2 separate regions of the Mus musculus genome follow, and region 2 is linked to region 1. The links are chromatin loops, found by intact Hi-C in ENCODE. Cell type or tissue: heart. All regions are shown on one strand.

Region 1 (8,000 bases):
ATGGTGCTGTCTTTTTGGCCTTCCTAAAACTGTATATAACCAGAAGTAGAAATAAATGCAGACATCCCAAAGATGTATGGTGATTTATAATTGCAGAAAAGGGAGAAAATATGAAAGAAGTTTCTTTAAAAATAGTGTCCAAACACATACTTATCAGGTGACCTGTCAAAATATTTCAACGCCGTTTGTGCAATGACTTACACATGACCCTGTTACACATACCAAATGTGGATACAATAAAACAAACGTATGACGGCTGGTTTAAAATAGATCATAGTATTGCTCCAGGAATAATAACTCCGATTGTTCATCAGTTTGCCTAGACTGACAGAAGGGCAATACTAGGGATCAAACCCAAGGCCTTACACATGCTAAGCAAGCCTTGCACCGCAGCCCAGAATGTACCCCAGGCTGGTCTTCAACTTGTAAAGTCTCCTGTTTCGCCTTCCCAAAAGCTGGCCTTGGAGGTGTGCATTAGCACACCCAGCTTGCCTGTCTGTTGTTGGGTCTGATTTCTGTCAGCTCTAAGGAGAGCTCGTGAAGTCCCTTTCATCCTGGTCAGGCGATCTCATGCACAGAGATGAGGAAGGTATCTCACGGCAGGTTCAGTTTGGGTGCAGATCTGGAAGTGGCAGGGAGCTCTCCAGATGCTAAGTATCTTACTGACTCTCTAATGGCCAAGTCAGCAGCAGGCGAGAGAATTAGGTCAGGCTGGCTCAGATGGGTAAAGATGACAGAGTCTTAGCAGCAGCAGCACTGGCAGCAGCCTCATGGATACTGTGTACGTTCAAACTCTAGAGCAAAGGACATTTCTCTAAAACTTGTTGAAATAATAGAATATTGACTATAATATTCTCTTACAGAATACTTACTAGTATTTGTCATTAAAATATTGTTTTGAGATATATTTAGCCCTATGGTGACTTGAGGTGACAGAGTAGGTGGGTTCCATTAGAGGGACCTCCCTGCTTTGCAGAGGTGAAAGGCAGGGGGGATACGAGGAGGGGCTTGTGAGGAGGGGGCTGGCAGAAGGTAATTGCTGTGATTGGGATGTAAAGTGAATGAATGAATAGACAGACAGACAGACAGACAGACAGATCATAAATGAAACAAGTATTGTCTTGAAGTCAGAAAATCTTGACTGCGTGTATTTAAAACCATGAAGCATACAACTTAAAACTATTTCAGTTTTTCATTACTGCTCCCCTCAGTGCCTGTGATTTTTTTTCATTATTTTCCTAGTTTGTTTCTGCATTTCACAGAGGAAACAAACTTACAGTGAACTATGGGTAATTCCATCCACTGTATGCTTGGAAGAAGTATTGCAAAGACTAGCCCTATCGGCTACCCCGTGCATTTTTTTACATTAAATTAAAGTTATAAAACCCAGGCACATAAAAGAGTGTTCTGTTACCCTCTCAGGATGGTGAGAGACATTCAGTATTGTTGTAAATAAAACAAATGCAAAAAATCAGATGGCTGCTCTTAGAATAGCTTTAAGAATAATACATAGCTCTTAAATGTCCCGAAACCAGGAAAATGATATTTGTAAGATGTATGTGCATCTACTTCCTACCAACGAACCTTCTTGACTTCTTGTTAAAATTGTGTTTTGTACAACTAAGCGTCTTACAGTTCACAATAATGTTGCTGCCCTTCATTCCTGTTTTTGTGGAAATTCTAATACATTTAATCCCTTCCCATGGGTTGCCTGTTTATTTTTTTTCCTTTCCAAATGCTGCCATCTTCTGGTCAAATTATATCACTTCATGCATAGCAGAAGGTCACAGTGTCAGGCAAATTTGCTTTCTCCAAACTACTAAGAATTTGTCTTTAGGAGTGACCCAGTTGAGTTTGCCACTCTGATGTGCCAAGCCTGGGCAGACTGAAGCAAGTCCTCAGAACTGTAAGACACAAACTTCACAGAGAACATTCCATGACACGTCATGACACACAGTGCGGGTTACACAAAAAATGCGAACCAAGGGACAGACAGACAAGACCTCCAGGAATATGTGATTTTTGTTTCATGGGCTTCTGATTTCATAGAAAAATATAATGAACTCATGTAATATTCGCTTGTTATTATTTTTACATACTTTGTTTTTAAAGTTGGGCCTCTCAGAAGACTCAGTGCTTCACAAAACTGCTTACCACATAAATGTCCTCCTTTCAATGAAGTGGATAGATATTTTGTGTCTGGCAAATTTCATCTGCCCATATAACTGTTCATATTATACATTTTTGGAAGACTTTTTGTAAACAGTGTACATCTTTCAGTGGCTGGATTTGCTATGTAGACTTGTGATTATTCATTGCTCCCTCCCTCATGTGTGATTCCAAGTCATTCATTTATGGGGCACAATAGACATCTTATAATGCTCCAGGTTTCTGCACAAAGGCACAAAAATATCAAATAGAAACAAAATGCTGTCCCAGACTTGAAACTGTAGGTGCAAATTAGTAGATGTTTTTGGTCAAGTCATGGAACTCTGTGATGTATCCTTCTGTCCTAACTTACCCCAGCAAAAATACTTTAGTTCAAAGACACCAAAAACTAGCAAGTCATGGTGCAGATGTGGGAAACCTCTGTGTAGCTCCTCGGCTACTTTTGCCCCCGATGGTTTCCAGTGGGTTTTTTTCTTCTTTATTCCATAACATGTATATTCTGCTAATACATACACTTCTTGCTAAGTGGCCAGTCATCAAGATTGAACAGGTGAAAAGGCTTTGCACAATGAGAGTTCCCTTCACCAGATTGATCCTTTTACTATTTTAGGATCGACTCTTGACTGGAAAGAGCCTGCTTCATCATGCATGACTTACACAGATGCAAGCAGGATGTTACTTATCCAATGCTTCGAAAGGATGCCGTGTGGCATAATCTTAAAGGAAGATCAAAAATGGAATAAATGGGTGTCCCCATCCTCACATTGATAGTTGTGAATCCATTAAACAGCTCTTGCCTAGCTCCACATATGTGTCTGCATTCTCAATTACTTACCATTGCTAACTCTGATCTCACGTGTTCTACACTAACCATTTCTTTCTCAGTATTCAAAGACTAGCTGATGAAAAGAGTCCTGGGCAGAGATTAGAGCAGTGTTTCTCAACCCATCAAAGGTTGCTGAGCCTTTCATGGGGGTCACCCAAGACCATCTGAAAACACAGATATTTACATTATAATTCATAACCGTAGCAATATTACTATTATAAAGTAGCAACAACGATGATTTTTTTTTGGTTGAGTGTCACCACAACATAAGGAACGGTATTAAAGGTCACAGCACCGGGATGGCTGAGAAGCACTGGATTCGAGGAAGGGGTGTGCCTTCACCCTGTCCCTGATTCCAGACATCAGCCCTGCTTCCACACATTGCTGAGCCAGTACTCCAGGAAGTACAGGCTTAAACAAATACAGGAAGGAAGACGCTTGTCTGTGGCAAATCCTAGGAATTTGGCCCCGTTCACCTGCAGTATCCCACTCTTTCCCTATGATTGAAGAAAACAAGTGAATGATCACCAGCGTGTTGAGGAATGTTCAGCCTAATGCAAAATGGTCTGTAATGCACAGTAAAAGGCAGAGCTCACTCTTTTTCCGTTGGAAGATGACAAGACTGTAGACAAGCCTCCGTCTTTAAGTGCTTTGTCTTGGGGCAGGAATAAAAGCAGTAGTTTAAACGTTTTTCAGACACTGACAAGCAGAATATCATTATTCCCTCCAAGATACTTTGCTGCTGATGTCCGCTAAGTTTTCCTCCTGTTTTCCTCCCTTTGTTATCCAATCCTCTGATGAATTATTTACTCCATAAAATGCTGCAGGCACTTTGCTTTCTTTGAGTTGGACGAGGGGACCCGGCACAGAGTGCATAAATGACTATTTAATGCTCATCGTGTGTGACGATGATTGGGGTGGTGAGGAGGAGAGCACTTCCAGTTTTGATAGAAGATTTGAGAAATTTCGAATGGACTCACTCAGCCTGACCTTTGCCAAGCTCTGTCAGAAGGTTGAGTCCTCTACTCTGATACAAAGCCCACAAAAAGCTACAAAACCACCGACCGTGCATTTCCAGAGTCAAATTGCACAGGGCTAACTTCAACATAAAAACATACAGCTCTCAGGTTTCTATATATACCTGCTCATGCAGAAAGTGACACTTTATATGTCCACATACTTTGTCTTTTCTTCACACTTTCTCTATTTAATTCTATTTTATTATAGTGCTGCACTTAGATTAACTTTTGAAAAATAACAGAAATCTAGAATGCATGCCGCTTTCATAAAACAAAGCACCATGAATTTATAAATCATTCCTAGCATTTTCTAAAAATAGGTATGTTTTATTTACGACTGCAGTGTATAAGGCTATGTGTTCTCTCACTTAGGATTTAACTAAGTCAGTTTTAAAGGTTTTTTGTTGTTGTTGTTGTTGTTGTTGTTGTTAACCTTTTTAAAGAGATTTACAAATGTCTGGTGAGTTTGTGGAAGTAACTCTCCGAACAAGATATAGTGAGCTTTCTAGGATAATAAGACATTTTTCTGCCTCAATCTACATAGTCAATGTGTTCCTTGAGAGTAAGACATGAAAATCCTTCTGGTGAATTGACTGCTTTACATAATATTTGTGTGCGTTGCCTAAATCCTGCAACAGCTTTTTCTTTAGGCTGATTCACATTCTTGTGTGTTTTCTGTACTAAGGAGAAACACATAAACAATTGAGAAATTTCCCAACCAGGACAATTGGGTTAAATGAGAAGATGAGATTTCCATGTCCCAGAAAGGCCATCCTTGTCTGCCATGTCCTACAATAAGATGAGGAACAATGTACTGGGTGGAATTCTCAGAAAGACTGGAATATTCTACCTCAGGGAAGACTGAAAGATGAAGAGGTCTTTCATGAGCATGGAAACCCCCACAATACAGGGCTGTGTTCAGTTCCACACTGGTGAATGTGTCCATTATCTGAGGAGATGGGGCCTGTGGAGATTAATATTTCGGTCACCTCTCTCTGCCCTCCACTTAATAGCTGTCATTTGGGTTTGAGCCCCAGCTGTCCTTGTGGTTTTCAGAGGGTGTGCTTTCCTGTTGCTTGGCCTGGGCCCACCCATGGTGGCTGCCTGGGATGGTGCTAGATATATTGTGACAATCGTGCCTCATTAGGAATATCCCAAAGAACACATCCTAGTACATAAATATATACATTCCTGGAATATTTGTTTTTCTGGCTTCTCAATAACTCACTTCATGGGCCCTTTTCTATTGAGGCAAAAGTTTTTGTGTTAAATGGGATATTAAAATGATTAAGTATGACTGGTTCCTGTAAGATAAACATCTTGTTTATCTCAGCTAACTTTCCTCTGTCAGTGGAGTATTCTTTTCTCCTCCAAATAATGAAGACATACTTGAGCACACAGTCAAAACATGAAGAACGTTAATGAACCATGTATGGTGTCGTTATAATGATCCGGATGTCAGTGAGTAAGTGCTAGCCTTCCATGAGTGACAAACACAAACACTGATAGGAGGGTTTCCTTCTGTCTGAAGATGTGTGGTCCTTCTCATCAGCGCTGAGGAATGTGTTTGCATGTTTTCTTGAAATGTGGTAAACTGGCCACCAACCCACAAGCGATGCTAAGGCTTGTGTATGGAAAAAGTCACAAAGAGTAAAGGATTCATAATGATAGAAGTTCTTACTACAAATATTTAATTTTTATTAGCAGGTATTGAATAATTTTGAACCTTTGAGTTAGACTTTTCTGGGGCTATAAAAATAATCTCTAGCAAAGTCATTTGTCCTCATTTGATCACAATTTTTTGGACACTTAGTATCCTATTTTCCATTATCAAACACACACACACTCAAACATACACATATGCTTACACACATACAGACACACACATGCACACATATACATACACTCAAAATAAATGCACATACACATAAAACACATACTTATACATGCATGCACACACACATACACACATGCATACACATACATGCACACACACATACACACACATGCATATACATATGCACACACAGACATACACTCACACATACATGCACACACATAAAACACATACTCATACACGCATACACACACATACACACATGCATACATATACATGCACACACATAATGCACACACATAATGCACACACATCTACACCTTCATATTCCCGCATATATGCACAGACATACACTCACATATATATATGTACATACATGCACACACATCTCACACACACACTCACATATTTACACATACACTTACACATACACTCACACATCCATGCATGCACTCATTTACATGCACACACACACATAGATGTACATATACACTGATACATACATGCACATATACACATACATGCATACACGCATACATTCACACACTCACACATACATACATGCACACACACACTTACCACTTTCAAAAAGAAGTACCAAATGATATATACATGGCAATGAGGCAGGACTCTTTCCCACATGTAAAATCCACAAAGCTGCAGTGAGATGAGAGCACCTAGACAGCTCTCACGTACTCTCCATACTTGGTAGCTGATCCCACCATTCCCAGGTCACCACAGTTTCTGGTGTCGCACTTTTTATTTACATTTTTTGCAGTGTGCTTGCTTAGTAAAGGTGATGCATTATAAAATGAAGTACTGCGTTTATTTCTTGATAATCATTTATTTGTGCACATTGTATGCAAGCACTGCTCAAGAGGCCAGAGATACAACAGTCTCCTTGGGGATAGGTAGAAAGTGGAACAGCTAGACAGCTCTCACTAGGGAAAGCATGTGTGGGATTCTTGCAATGCCTAACTCAGCACTGCAAGAATCAAGGAAAAATGACGCACAAAACCATGTGCTTACTAGTTAAGGTCAGATGAATCTACTATATAGAACCAAGGAAAGAAGTTTCCAGGCAAAAGCAGTAGAAATGGGAAGCTCACTTGCTGCACCTTTAGAGAATAGCAGTAGATCAGTTCATTAGCATCAGTGTGTCTCCTAGCTATGACAGGTAGAAAGAGAGGGAGGGAAGGAAGGAGGGAAGGAGGGAGACGGAGACAGAGACAGACACAAACACAGACACAGAAAACAGACAAAGGTAAAGTATTTTATGAAAAATATCATGCGAATGAGGTCAGAATACACAGACATGGAGATTCTGGAGAAGTAGATTGATTTGAAGGTGGTTTTAATAATCTACATACAAAATGGTGATGTCCTAATTAAATTTTAAGGGGTACAGAAGAAGAAGTATGGATAGATTGTAAAATACATTAAAGGATTACTGTCTCTATAATGAAGTAATTGTTGTATATATAAAGTAAAGGAGAAGCAACATAGATTACTCAATGACTGAGCAACTGGAAAATAATGCTATCAAGATAGGGAATGTCTTTCCTCTTTCTTTTCCCTATTGGGAACAATCTTCAACTTCCATTTTCAGAAACCTGTCCTAGTTTTCTATCTATTGCTGTGATAAAACACCATGACCAAAAACATCTTGGTGAGCCAAGGGTTTATTTGACTTAGGCAACCCAATCACAGTCTGTCCTAAAGGGAAGTCAAGACAGAAAATTGGGGCAGGAACCTCGAAGCAAGAACTGAAACAGACCATGGAGAAACACTTCTTACTGCCTTGCTCCCCCAGCTTGCTCATCCTGCTTTTTTATACAACCCTGGACCACCTGCCCAGGCAAGATACCACCCACAGTTTATCCCATCCTACTTCAATCATTAATCAAAAAAAGTGCCTCACAGCCTACTTGGCTGGAGGTATTCTGTCATTTGAATTTCCCTCTTCCCAGATGATCCTAGTCTGTGTCAAACTGACAAGAATCTAACCATCAAGGACCCCACCTCAGACAAGACACTACACTTGGTTTCTATGATGTGACCGTACTATTCTCAAATGTAGAGTCTATGTCAATGTATGTCTGTATTGGCGTAGTAATGGGAAAGTCAGGATTCTCTCATTCTTACCTAG
Region 2 (8,000 bases), 77 kb after region 1:
TAGAGTCACCACATCCAACCAGAGAATGCCTGATAATTTTTTTATCTCTCTCCTTTTGCCTTGATGTGACATATAAATGGTTTTTTGTTTTGGGGGGTCTTGGGGGGGGTTGTTTGTTTGGTTTTGTTTCTGTTTTTTGTTTTTTGTTTGTTTGTTTGTTTGTTTGTTTTTGAGACAGGGTTTCTCTGTATAGCCCTGGCTCTCCTGGAACTCACTTTGTAGACCATGCTGGCCTCGAACTCAGAAATCCGCCTGCCTCTGCCTCCCAAGTGCTGGGATTAAAGGTGTGTGCCACTACTGCATGGCTAAATGTTTTCTTATTTAAATAAATAAATAAATAAATAAATAAATAAATAAATAAATAAATAAAATAGGGATGGTAAATAAGAACTAAGTTAGAAACTGAAAGATGTCCAATTTGGAAAAAAAAAAAGATAAAGGTTGTTTTTCTTCATTACGAATAAAAATATTTACATTAGATCCGGTGGAGGAGAAATATATTTATACCAGTGAGTTTGAATGTTGGTATTACAGAAGCATGAAGTAGCTCAGAAAATAGAAACAACTTAGTGACTAAAATGATCTCTCAGGATGCACGTGAAGAATACTGCAGTTTGTGGTGAAGTGTCTCATGCTAAAATCCAATCTCAAAACACCTTCTGTCAGCTCACACAGTCGTCTGTGCCCGTTGTGGTTAGCCAACATGGCACTATCTGCTAATCTGTTGCAGTTTATTAGATCCGACAGAACTATCACCTCCATAATGAATCATTATGCAGGCAGAGCCAGCCCTCGGTCTCTGCTCCTGGGAACAGGCTGTGTGCTTTCTGCTGCAGTTCCTTATCTTGCCTACTTATCCTCTTTTCCTCCTCCCCAGGCCTGTCTTAGTCAACAATGCTGTCTTTGTGTCCCATGAAACTAGAAAAATCAGCTTCCTTTCGGGTGTTGTGTCCTGTTTAATCAAACCACTATAATCAGAAAAAGACTTCCAGTTCACTAACAGTGATGAGAGTTAACACTCTTCTAAAATTGGTGTTTAACTTTCTCTCTCCTTCCTCCTTTGCCCCTACTTTTCTCCACAGCTGCCAAGTATCTCAACCAAGTAATTGATTAGCAGTAGCAGCAATAGCTGGAGATGTACCCCACACGAATGATCGAAGGGTACCAATGAGGAAAATGACTTAGAATCTAACTTTGGCTGGAGTCCTTGGTTGTGTTTCATAGAATGTTTGTTCTCCTGCCTTGAGGTTATTTGGTGGGCCATGAAAATGCTAGAAATCAAGATAATGAATAATTCAGCCTGAAACTCCTGTGAAAGCTATCTTTCAAAACGATAGAGTGGAGCCGCACTCTCTGCAAACTTAGTGTAGCGAGCAAAGCAGAAAACAAACAAGCAAACAAACACTGCTTTTTGACAAAGGGGCGAGAAGAGAAATCTCAGGTTTCCGTCATTTCGATCCACACTCCTTGTAAACACAGTAGAGAACAAAACCCGGACTGGGTGACATTTGGTATTCATTTCCTTGGCATTTTACTTTGATCAGTAAAAAGGGAAATGGAGATGAAAACATTTTTAAAAGACAACCATTTCCCCCCCCCAAAAAAAACTAAAATAAAAAGACACTTGCCCTTTTCCTGGTCTGATTATTAGAGATAGTTGTTACCAGTTATCAGTGTGAGAATCTGCAAACTAACTTTGATTGGAAGAAAATAAAAGGGCCACCCAATTTCAGAATTCTTTGCAAAACGTCACTGTTTCCTGTCTCCAGCTTAATACCAATAGCATTAGTTTAATTTCTGTCCCCTGTACCAAATAAACTACAAGCATCTTAAAAGACAGAAATTTGTTTTATTCAGCTCTGTATCCTAGTGCCTGGCATTACTCTAAGTGTTTGATGTTTAGTAAATACATGAATATATTGAAAATATATTTAAATCTTCAATTGCTTAAATCTCTGTGATGCTGTCAAAGCCCACTGTATGATCTTCTAGTTCTAAGTGAAGTTCTTCCTAAGACCCTTAGCTGCTTGCCCAGTGTCCATGTGATCTAAAAATTGTCTCTATCTGGCTGGGCTCAGCTCTAGTCAAAGTTCCAAATGCCCTTTCCACTTTCACTCTCAGAAAAGTGACTTAAACTACTTTTATACAAATAGCATATAAATACTCACTTGCAGCATTATTTTTTTTTAAGTTTTATGGTCTCTACTTTCCTGCTTTCTTATGAGGAAAGAATTTAGGGTATGCCCACACATAACTCCACAGTTTCTCTCAAATCTACTGTAAACTGTTGGCTGTGTTTGAGTGGGCTATTGAGAAGAATCACATTAGCTTCCAGGTATCAGGAATTTCTTTAACATATGTGTCTGTGTGTGTCTCTGTCTCTGTCTCTCTCTCTCTCTCTGTGTGTGTGTGTGTGTGTGTGTGTGTGTGTGTGTGTGTGTGTGTGTGTGTGTCTTAAATGCCAAATTCTTGACTACGGAATATTTTGAAATACAGTTTTTAAATATTTCTTATCTTCTATTTTTAGCATATTGCTAATTAAGTAAAAACAATTTTATTATAGCTATTTTTCTCCATTATATTTCAACCAATACTGATAGGTATTTTCTATTAAGTTCTGTCTGCTTCATATTCTCCCCCCAGCTCTTTACAGCTGAAGGTCCTACTTTGTTATATTCTTCTTTCAGTATTTAGTGATTCTTAAGATGTACTTCTGTCTATGAATTTATAAAGCTCCTTCTAACATAATTGGAAACTTAAATGAAAGAGAGATGACTGTAGCATCTTATAGAGATGCAGCAAAGCAGGACTCTATGTATCTATGAGGGGGTTGTAGACATGATTGGATCATGAGGGCTCTGACCTAATCAATGGTTCAATCCATTAACACATTCGAAATTTTAGGAGACTCTTGGAAGATAGTAGAACTGTGGAATTCAGGGTCCTGGTTAAGAAGACGTTGGTCACTGGAGGCACGCCACTGAAGGGTATTCCTTACCTTGGCCACATTTTGTCTCCTCTTTTTCATAGATGCCATGATCTGAGTCACTCTCCACCACAAGCTTCCACCATCCTGAGATTCCATCTCATTCCTGGGTCAAAGCAATAGATAAAACTGACCTTGGAGTGTAGTCTCTAAAAGCATGAACCAAAATCAGTCCCCCCTCCATCTAAATTGCCTTTATAGTTATTGTCACAATGATGAAAAGTCATGCCTCCCATTTCATCTCTGACATACAGCATGGCATCCCACACAGAGCAAATGCATTAAAAATATTTTTGGAAAAGTCTGCTTATTTGGCAAACCAAGAGGTTCCTGTGGGAAGTCGGTTAATTGCCAGGATATTGATAAGCAGGACATTTCGTGGTATTTGACAAAGTTAATATTTCTTTTCTGAAAAAGTTCGTGGACATTGTACTCCTCTTCTGGGAAGGACTGGCTATTGGTGACATGAAGAGGTAACTGAGTACTACCAACATGGGCAGAGGGAAGAGTTTTGTACTTCAGTGTTTTAATCAGTGTCTTACTGTCTCAGTTAGGGTTCCCATTCCTGTGAGAGACACCATGACCAAAGCAACTCTTATAAAAGAAGACATTTAACTGGGGTTGGCTTACAGTTTCAGAGGTTCAGTCCATTATCATCATGGCAAAAAGCATGGCAGAGTCAAGGCAGACATGGGGCTGGAAAAGGAGCTGAGAGTTCTACATCTTGATCTGCAGGCAGCAGAAGAAGACTGTTTTCCATGCTGGGTGGAGCTTGAGCATAGGAAACCTCAAAGACAACTCCACAGGGACACATTTCCAACAAGACCACACCTCCTAATAATGGTACTCCCCATGGGCCAAGCATAAAAACACATGAGCCTGTGGGGGGGGTCAAACCTATTCAAACCACCACACTCATTTTGCTTTCTGTTGCTGGGACTGGTGGGGGTGAGGGGTAGGGGAAAAACAACTTGGAAAGAAGAAAAGGTGTGTTTGGCTTACATATTCCAAGACACAGTTTACTATGAACAGATAAGGCAGGAACTGAAGGTATGAACCTAGTGGAAGCAGGAGATGGTGTACAGGCCATGAAGTAGTAATGCTTATTGGCTTGCTCCTCCTGAATTGCTCAGTATATATTTTTATACATCTAGGACTACCAGTTCATGGGTAGCATCACACATAATGGTCTAGACCCTGCCACATTAATCAATAACTAAGAAGATGCTTCGCAGTCTTGCCTGCAGGACAGACAGATGAAGCCATCTTCTCAGCTGTAGTTCCTTCTTCTGAAATAACTCTAATGATGCCAACCTGACAGAAAGCTAACCAGAACAACTGCTACCAGCATTTCAGCTACAGAAAAATTAACACATCACTCATCTTTCTTGAAGAATGATCAATACAAAAGGCACCTTTGTTTCCACGTTATTTAGAAAACAAAAGAAGAACGTTCATTGAGTTTAACTTGCAATGATCTTTTCTTGGGTGCTCTTTAACTGCCTCTGTAGAATTTCTCACACATGGGCAGTGATTCAGTAGTTTCATTAATGATATGAATATAGAGAGATACACACAGGTAGTTATATATTGACTGTGATCTCTCTGGAAGGTGCATTTAATTTGGAAGTTACACATAACAAAAAAAAAATGACCTTGACCTTTTGGAGATGAAATGACCTATGCATTCTTCCCTTAATTAATATCTATTGCCTATAATAACTTTAATTTGTTTTTCTGTTGGCAAGAGTTTGAAATCAGCATCTCTTCCACTGGGTTAATGACCATTTGTGTTGAAGGATTAAGACAGGACTTTGGTACATGGTCTAAGAGCAAAATCATGAGTTGTCATTTAAAAAAAAATGAATTAACTGATGCCCAATTAAAAGCTGGTGTTCCTCTTGATATTGAGTGCAGACTGTCTGGAAAATTAATCACAGGAAGAATGGATCCTGGATAAGGGAATCTATTTTGTCTTAATTAATGTAGCCAGGTAGAAACGATAGAGTTCCACACGTTCTGCCTAACCGGAATAGTCACTAAGGAGCCTCATTCACCAATCACTGCAGGGCAATGTGTTTGCTTTCAAAATTTGTCAACCACGGGCTTTCGTAGAAAACACATCCCAGTGACTCCCATTGGCTCATGTTGTAATATTCCCCTTAATGGGAAGATTAATTCCATTCTTTTTATGGATTTAAGGAAGGGTGAGTGAGGGACAACAGCCCGGCTCCTGGCTTCTTTAGTCTTCCTATCTTTAAGTCTGTGCTTTGCTTGGGTGTATTCATCAGGTATGTGTACCACTGTCCTGTGATTTCCTGAAAGGAGACATCTTTTTTTTTTCCTGTACTTCTGAGACCAGTAGTGTAGCAGGTGCTTGAGTTGGTATGTGTTCCTAAATGATAGTCTGGGTTAAAGAACAGCATGCCTGCACTGTGAACAGATGCTCAGCAGGTAAACATTTCCTTAATTATCTAGCTTCCCTGCTTGAGAGGTGCCTGCCTGTGTCCTGCATCAGAGGGAAAGAAGAGCCAAGACTCAGTGCAGCTCCTAAGGGACCCAGGGTCAAACTGTGGATTCATCAAATGCCTAAATGCCAAGATGCCTGAGCTGATGAATCCATTTTTCCATAACCTGGCCTTACCCTTCCTTTCTGACCTTCCTCTTTTAACATGTGCCTTCTGCTGTTGCCATGGTAACAACTTCAGATTTTTTTTCTTCCCCTGAATCTTCTCCATCTGCCATGGCCTTCAGACTTGTGTTTCCCTCCTAGAAATTCTCTTCTCTGTCCCTCCAAAGACTTGCTGTGGATTCTCTGTGACATCTCCTATCATAACCCATGCCCAAATTAATTTCACACTGTTGGGAATGTTACAGCTGTAGTATGCAGACTTTCCCTATACCAGCTGTTTATGTCCCTCATCCTAGATGGGTTGTGATATGGCTTGATTGTTTTGTTTACCCTACTTTTGCATATTATCCAAGATATCAAAATTAGCCTCCAAATTATCATTTGAAACATTACTGAATACGGTGCTGGGCACCGAGAAGGAGCTGAGGTAATAAAGGAGCACTTCTTTTTCCACTGCAGTTTTAAGTTGAGAGCAGTACTGGGCGGGAAGCACAGCAATATTGAGTGGGGAGCACAGCAATATTGAGTGGGGAGCACAGCAATATTGAGTGGGGAGCATGGTTCAAAGTGTGATATTCCTTTGGTCAAGTCAAAACAAAGGACATGATGACATGGGGCACTGAGTGATATACATTTAAGCCCCTCCAACGCTTGTCAGGGATTGGTAACTTCTTTTAGGTGCTGAATATTTCATTATGAGTATATATAGTAGTCTCTTGTCCATAGAGAATATAATATACAACCTCCGATGAATGTTTGAAACCGTAGGTAGTATAGAATCTCCTCTATACTTGGCTTGTTTTCTAGACATAAGCTATTCAAGAGCAAACAAGGTCTAGTGAGTACAATGTAAATATGCTGGCTGGGAATGGTTCACATTCCAGGTAGGAGAGAACAGAATAGCAAGATTGCATCACAGAATTCGGTACATCTAAAATATGGACTGTTTGTCCCTAGCTGTCTGATCCAGTTCTTGGGAGGCGACTGCCACACCAGCAGAATTGGTCTGGATCACTACCTGCTTGACTCTATTGGTTGGATACAATACAAATGAACTGTGTACACCTGGGTGCTTAGACATCCATCCCCAAATTTCTATGACTAGATAATTATGGCCAATCTGTCTCTGAGAGTTCTGATGCTTATCTCTCTCTGAGACTTTACATCATTTCCTATTTCTAATATACGTGTTTTCAAACTAAGTATATACCATAATGAGTATGCTTTGGGTCTCAGAATGTGTCATAACCAGCCACTATAAAGAACTAGTCTCTATTTTCCTATTTATCTATTCTTATAAAATCTAGCAACATCTGAGAATATAGTGAATGCTTGATAAAATCATGAGTTTTCACAAAGATATTGTCTTTTATGTGACAAAAAATCATATTTCTGAATCAAAATTATGTTTTAGCACACTGAATATCTTTCCATTTCATCTTCTTTCAGTACCATTTATCCAAGTCAGCAGCACCATACCTGTTTATAAGATATGGGAGTTTCTTTGTCCTCTTCAGCAAGTAGATGTTTTCTGTCTTTTAAAACCAATTTACTTGTATCCCAGGAAACTGCTGTGTTTTAAATCTGCATTGTAATTTCATTACAGTGCCACTGCTCCCAGTAATTTTACATCTTCAGTACACTATACACTCATGTTTCCTCATTAAAATTAAATATCTAGATACTAATCAATAATACCTAGCACTGTAAGCTCACAAGATGGAGGAATATAAACAATAGATGTGTTTATCTAATGCTTGAAGCCAACACTGTACTGAGCACAGAGACCCCAATGGACAAGTTAGGGGAAGGACTGAAAGAGCCAAAGGGGCCTTACCTGACATCAATGGGAAGGGAGGCCCTTGGTCCTATGAAGGCTCGATGCCCCAGTATAGAGGAATGCTAGGGCAGTGGGGCAGAAGTGGGTGGGTGGGTGGGGAGAACATCCTCTTAGAAGCAGGGTAAGAGGGGTTGTGATAGAGGGGTTACAGAGGGAAAACCAGGAGAGGAGATAGCATTTGAAATGTAAATAAATAAAATATCCAATTAAAGAAAGAAAAATGTGTTTATCTAAGGAAATTATGAGCCAAAAATATGAGCGTGATACCTAGTACAGACTTTTAAGTAAAAAAAAACTTTGATAGAAAAACTCTGAATTTTTTTAGACATATTCTATGCAATTTGTCCTTAATGAAAGAATATACTTACACAGGAGCATTTCTGTAATGTTTTCTTCTACAACCCTACTATTTTCTCAATATCTATCTGCCTGTCTGTCTATCTATCTATCTCTTTTAGTTAAGTCAGGATTTCAACACCTAGGTTTTCTAAAACAGGATCTTTCGTCCTCGGAAAGATGTACTATGACAAATATGAGCCACC

What was found. A loop is a pair of places that touch in the nucleus more often than their neighbours do. Peaks named below come from ENCODE experiments on the same cell type or tissue, not always from the same donor. Only the 100,000 strongest peaks of a DNase experiment are listed, where the experiment ranks them.
Region 2: it touches region 1 in a loop (2.2-fold over the local background); 4 of 42 quality-filtered maps call a loop at or near these places.

What each region holds. Positions count from the first base shown.
Region 1 is chr8:36,825,822-36,833,821 of GRCm38, reverse strand. All of the region lies in intron 4 of Dlc1 (deleted in liver cancer 1), which reads left to right. Among named protein-coding and RNA genes, the nearest start is that of Dlc1, 120 kb to the left of the region's middle. In heart, a CTCF peak has its summit at 1,755 (motif pointing left); a DNase peak (open chromatin) is centred at 3,401; H3K27ac peaks cover 195 bases.
Region 2 is chr8:36,749,291-36,757,290 of GRCm38, reverse strand. All of the region lies in intron 5 of Dlc1 (deleted in liver cancer 1), which reads left to right. Among named protein-coding and RNA genes, the nearest start is that of Dlc1, 200 kb to the left of the region's middle. In heart, no CTCF peak of the experiment used is centred here; no DNase peak of the experiment used is centred here; H3K27ac peaks cover 583 bases.